Linked DNA regions of Homo sapiens: region 1 is linked to region 2. A link is an interaction called in ENCODE POLR2A ChIA-PET data of the cell type or tissue named here. Cell type or tissue: OCI-LY7. All regions are shown on one strand. Each heading gives the region's core, and the rest is flanking DNA. Links, peaks and the distances in the headings are about the cores only.

Evidence for each region. Peaks named below come from ENCODE experiments on the same cell type or tissue, not always from the same donor. Only the 100,000 strongest peaks of a DNase experiment are listed, where the experiment ranks them.
Region 1: POLR2A ChIA-PET joins it to region 2 with 5 read pairs; 7 of 35 experiments call an interaction of 5 or more read pairs at or near these places.

The regions. Positions count from the first base shown.
Region 1 is chr16:70,329,665-70,333,153 of GRCh38, forward strand. It overlaps DDX19B (DEAD-box helicase 19B), which reads left to right. Exons shown (of 12, transcript NM_007242.7): 9 at 167-404; 10 at 2,058-2,220; 11 at 3,304-3,489. The region is part of intron 3 of DDX19A-DT (DDX19A divergent transcript); the gene reads right to left. Among named protein-coding and RNA genes, the nearest start is that of DDX19A-DT, 15 kb to the right of the region's middle. RefSeq lists an enhancer at 2,916-3,489. In OCI-LY7, for the core only: CTCF peaks have their summits at 2,090 (motif pointing right) and 2,289; a DNase peak (open chromatin) is centred at 2,137.
Region 2 is chr16:70,482,192-70,484,691 of GRCh38, forward strand. It overlaps COG4 (component of oligomeric golgi complex 4), which reads right to left. Exons shown (of 19, transcript NM_015386.3): 14 at 1,662-1,778; 15 at 538-630. Among named protein-coding and RNA genes, the nearest start is that of FCSK, 29 kb to the left of the region's middle. In OCI-LY7, for the core only: no CTCF peak of the experiment used is centred there; a DNase peak (open chromatin) is centred at 1,440; H3K27ac peaks cover 1,653 bases.

The DNA.
Region 1 (3,489 bases), core at 954-3,453, 150 kb before region 2:
CTCTCCCCCAACCCCTGTCCCCATCCCAGGCCTGCTGCTCCTCCTCCCCAAGACGCTCCTCTCCCATCAGCCTTCCTGGGCATCTAGACCCTCCCAGCTGGGAAGGCTGTGCTTCTGTCGCTTCCCGGGGCCACCTGGGGCCACCTACCAGGGCCTTCCCTTGCAGGATGCTGCCCAGGAACTGCCAGATGCTGCTTTTCTCCGCCACCTTTGAAGACTCTGTGTGGAAGTTTGCCCAGAAAGTGGTCCCAGACCCAAACGTTATCAAACTGAAGCGTGAGGAAGAGACCCTGGACACCATCAAGCAGTACTATGTCCTGTGCAGCAGCAGAGACGAGAAGTTCCAGGCCTTGTGTAACCTCTACGGGGCCATCACCATTGCTCAAGCCATGATCTTCTGCCATGTGAGTAGCAGTGGCAGTGGCAGGCCTGGCCCTTCCCTCTCAGCCAGCTCCCCACAGGGCTCAGGAGGACTGGATGCCCCTGGGTGCCATGGGAAGAAACGAAGTGGTTTGTTCTCCTAAGGTTTTAGTGAGTCGTAAGAGGGAGACTTTGATTCCACTTCTTAGTGATTACTTGGAGAAAACCCCAAGTAACAGCCAATGAAATAATTTTTAGATTTTTAAGAATATAAGCTGGGCGGCTGGCACGGTGGCTCATGCCTGTAATCCCTGCACTTTGGGAGGCCAAGGCGGGTGGATCACCTGAGGTCAGGAGACCAAGACCAGCCTGGCCAACATGGTGAAACCCCATCTCTACTAAAAATACAAAAAATTAGCCGTGCGTGGTGGTGTGCACCTGTAATCCCAGCTACTCAGGAGGCTGAAGCAGGAGAATCGCTTGAACCCGGGAGGTGGAGGTTGCAGTGAGCTGTGATTGCTCCATTGCACTCCAGCCTGGGTAACAAGAGCGAAACTCTGTCTCAATACAAAAACAAACAAACAAACAAAAAACCAACAACAAAAAAAGAGTATAAGCTGGGCAAGTACCTGTAGTCCCAGCTACTCAAGAGGCTGAGGTTGGAGGATCGCTTGAGCCCAGGAGTTCAGACCAGCATGGGCAACATAGTGAGACCTCATCATTAAAAATATATATATGGCTGGGCACAGTGGCTCACGCCTGTAATCCCAGCCTTTTGAGAGGCTGAGGTGGGGGGATCTTCTTGAGCCCAGGAGTTCAAGACCAGCTTGCACAACATAGCAAGACCCCATCTCTACAAAAATTTTAAAAATTAGCCAGGCGTGGTGGTGCATGCCTGTGGTCCCAGCTGCTTGGGAGGCTCAGATGGGAGGATTGATTGAGCCCAGGAGGTTGAGACTGCAGTGAGCTGTGACTGTGCACTCCAGAGTGGGCAAGAGAATGAGATCCTGTCTCAAAAAATTTAAATTTAAAATAAAATTTTAAAATATATATGTTGTTTGTTTGTTTTTGAGATAAGGTCTTGCTCTATCATTCAGGCCAGAATACAGTGGCATGGTCATAGCTCACTGCAGCCTTGGCTCTTGTTACTAGGGCTACAGGTATGTGCCCCATGCATGTCAGCCTAATTTTTATTTTTATTTTTGTAGAGGTGGGGTCTTGCTATGTTGTCCAGGCTGGTCTCAAACTCCTGGCCTCAAGCAATCTTCCAGCCTCAGCCTCCCAAAGCCTAAGACTACAGGCACGAGCCACCATATCTGGCAAGAACATAGACTATTTAGGAATGAAGATCTTTGGCTAAAGCCACACTCTTCCTAGATACAAAAGTAACAGCAGTTACATAACTTATCTAAAAAGAAAAAAATCATATGACTAAAATTCTATTTGAAAGAAAAATTTTTTTTTGAGATGGGTTCTTGCCATGTTGTGCAGGCCAGCCTCGAACACTTGGGCTCAAGTGTGTAGCTTGGACTACAGGTGTGTACTACCATGCTTCATTGAGAAATTTTAAGCCTAACCTCCTAACTGGATTTAGCAGGGCCTTCATGTATTTTAATCGTGGCAAGCCACTTTTTAGCAGTTGTCTTCCTTTTGTTTTTAACAGGTCTCTTCATAAAAAACAATTCTTTTCACTACAGACTCGCAAAACAGCTAGTTGGCTGGCAGCAGAGCTCTCAAAAGAAGGCCACCAGGTGGCTCTGCTGAGTGGGGAGATGATGGTGGAACAGAGGGCTGCAGTGATTGAGCGCTTCCGAGAGGGCAAAGAGAAGGTTTTGGTGACCACCAACGTGTGTGCCCGCGGTGAGCAGAGGACGTGTCCCACCTGGTCTGCCAGGCTTGGGGTCCCAGGCCCAGTTAGAGCCAGAAATCCTTGTACACAGGGAAGTCGGATGGTCTCAGGGAGATGGGTGGGGTTGGTGACACTATTCCTTTCTAGGAGAGACTGTTTGGATTTCCCTCAGGTGATAAGAACTCCCACAGAAGCCAGGAGTCCTGACTTGGTGGAAGGAAATGTACAGGCATCTGACTGGTAGAGAACAGAGCCTGCTCTTCCAGGGATGCCCATCTCCAGAACATTGTGTCTCCCAGAGGCTTACTGACTGATTTCATAATTTTGTTGGCACCTGCCAAAGTTTTGTTCTTTTCCTCCAGGTTCTGCTGTATGCCTGTATGTGCCCTCTCTTGTACCCAATTCCCAGAGTTGGCCTGTCCCAAATGTATTTATTTATTTTTTTGAGACAGAGTCTTGCTCAATGGCCCAGGCTGGAGTGCAGTGGCACAATCTCAGCTCACTGTAACCTCCGCCTCTCAGGTTTAAGTGATTCTCCCGCCTCAGCCTCCCGAGTAGCTGGGATTACAGGCGCCTGCCACCAAGCCCAGCTAATTTTTGTATTTTCAGTACAGATAGGGTTTTGCAGTGTTGGCCAGGCTAGTCTTGAACTCTTGACCTCAGATGATCTGCCTGCCTCGGCCTCCCAAAGTGCTGGGATTACCGGTATGAGCCACCGCACTCGGCCCCCCAAATTCTTTCCCTTTACCCGAAGTTGGTATGCATTGACTTACCTGTGGACAACAGTGATTTTTGTCTCCTGTCCTTACTTCTCTCTGTCTCCAACTCTCAGGGACTCATTCATCACCTCTCCCTGCACCCCACCCCCTGACCCGTGCTAGTTTGGTATCTATGCCTGTAGCTTTGCTTTGGGGCATCATCTGAATCTCATACTGCACGGCCTTTCAGATCTGGCTTCCTGCACTCAATGTCATGCACGTCTCTTAGTGCCGTGTTCCCTTAATGCTGAGTCATGCTCCATTGTATGGATGGACCACATGACTGATTTGCCTCCTGTCCTTAGTCCTCTCAGCCTCCAACTCTCCTTCCTGCAGGCATTGATGTTGAACAAGTGTCTGTCGTCATCAACTTTGATCTTCCCGTGGACAAGGACGGGAATCCTGACAATGAGACCTACCTGCACCGGATCGGGCGCACGGGCCGCTTTGGCAAGAGGGGCCTGGCAGTGAACATGGTGGACAGCAAGCACAGCATGAACATCCTGAACAGAATCCAGGAGC
Region 2 (2,500 bases), core at 1-2,500:
GGGCTGGTCACCATGGGCCTCATAAGAAGTACCATTCATTGCCACCCACCTCTATCCCTCTAAGAAAATAATGTAAAACATTCTTCCTTCCCTGTGCCTTCTGACTCATCTAGTTTAAAACCAGCTCAGACACCCAGGCTGGCAGAAACTGACCAGCAAACAGCCCAGGGCTGTAGCAGTGGCCCACATAACATGGTAAAGTTCCTGGCATTTTATTCCTTCTTGGATCTCTTGTTCTACAGGAATGAAATCACTACGCCAGGAGGAAAAAAACGCTTCTAAGTCTATCATAGGCGGGGCAAAAAGAGCTCCAATAAGGGAATAAGTTAGGTCAAGGCAAACTCCATGTCTTTCTGAGCCCTTCTGACTAGGGACAAACTGTTTCCTGGGAGGAACCTAGTCTTCATGGGTCAGGGTGGGGGAAGTGGGCCTGGGAAGCATGGAAGGTCTAGTCTGTTCAGATGGCTCTGCTCCCTCTAGCTGGGGCTAGGGATGAGGGGTCATCGGGGCTTGATGGCTGCCTGTGGCCAGGCTAACCTCCTCGATGTTGTGGGAGACGGAGAAAAAGCTGTTGATCCAAGGCTGCACCTGTGGCTTGATGGCTGTGCTGTTGAGCTCCGTCAGCCCTTCCTGCACAAGGACAAGGTGGAGACATGTGACACAGAAGGCACGACTCATCCCTTCCCTCTCTCTTCTCCCCATCCCTTCCCTCTATCCTCTCCCCATCCCTTTCCTCTCCTCTCCCCATCCCTTCCTTCTCTCCTCTCCCCATTTCTTCCTTCTCTCCTCTCCCCACCCCTTCCCTCTCCTCTCCCTACCCCTTCCCTCTCCTCTCCCCACCCCTTCCCTCTCCTCTCCCCACTCCTTCCCTCTCTTCTCCCCACCCCATCCCTCTTTTCTCCCTACCCCATCCCTCTCTCCTCTCCCCACCACATCCCTCTCTCGTCTCCCCACCCCTTCCCTCTCTCCTCTCCCCACCCCTTCCCTCTCTCCTCTCCCCACCCCATCCCTCTCATCTCCCCACCCCTTCCCTCTCTCCTCTCCCCACCGCATCCCCTTCTCCTCTCCCCATCCCTTCCTTCTCTCCTCTCCCCACCCCATCCTCCTCTCCTCTCCCCATCCCTTCCCTCTCTCCTCTCCCCATCCCTTGACTGCAGGGCGTTCTTCCAGCCCTGAGGCTTTCTGCAGGCCCTGTTGGAGGTTATAACAGAGCTAGTGCTAATGAAAGGAGGAGCCAGGAACATGCCCCTTTCCAGATCTCAGCTGATTCAGGTCCAGGGTAACGATGAGGCCTTGAGACTGTTCTGATAAACTCTCACAAGAGATTTCAGAATGCTCAATGTTAGGCAGCACCTGCGGCTAGGTCAGAACAACCATGTGGCTCCACTTCCTCTGAGCATCTTCTGAGAGCTCTTGTCATTGTGGGGCCAAGTGCAAAGTCTAGAGCACCAGATGTTGGCTTGTCAGTGTGACAACTTCACTGCTGAGAAACCAACAGGGCCTTTAGTCTCAAGGGACCTGCACAACTCCAGGCTCCAGGGCTTGCGTGCTGCTCCCTCACCCGTCCTCCTGGCTTCCTTGCACACGATGAGCCAGCTAACAATCTTCTCAGAGCAACACACAGGCACAGGATTCAGTCAGCAGTTGAACCTGGGGCTTACCTGCAAGAGGTCTCGGAATTTGTTGGACACGGCGGCCAAGTCAGAAAGGCAGCTGTCAAACTTGGCCTGGGCCTGCTCCCCTCCAATGCCCTGGCTGAAGAGCTTGGTGCAGTCACTCTAGGGGAGAACACTGCTGTAAGACCACCGAGCACGCGTGGGCCATGGGAGTGTGAGGAGCCACCAGCCAGTTCTACTCCTCCAGCCAGCTATGGCCTGTCAAGAGCCCGGATGGGTTTCAGAAAACCTGGATTCTATCCTGGTGGTTATCCACTTGGCTCCCACTTCCCCCTCTGTAATATGGGGGTACCAATGTCGGGGAAGTGAGTAAGAAACAGAAATACCAGAAAGTTTTTCCTGTCTTTAGAGTCAGACATTCCTAGGTTCAAGTCCTGGCTCAGTCATGTATTAGTTGAGTGACCTTGGGCAAATGATTTAAAGTTTCTGAGCTTCAATTTTCCTGTCTATAAAATGGGAACACCAATTCCTGCTCCTCATGTATGAGATGAAGCACAACGTGCCTAGCTCAATGCCTGGCACAGGAGACACTAGCTATTATTGCTATAGTTCCTCCTTTCCCCCCCTTTTATATTTATTTACTTCTTCTTAAATTTTATTTAAATTTACCAAAAAACCACAAAAGTCAGTTTCTGCTTCTTAAATATTTTGGTATGGCTACCAAAGGGGATGGTCAAGATCATAGCTAAGGTTTAAGGGCGTACTGTATACCTGGCTTTGTTCTAAGCATTTCACTTTTATTAAAGTACCAGGCTGGGCGAGGTGGCTCATGCGGGTAATTCTAGCACTTTGGGAGGCCAAGGTGCAAGGACCACTTGCGGCCA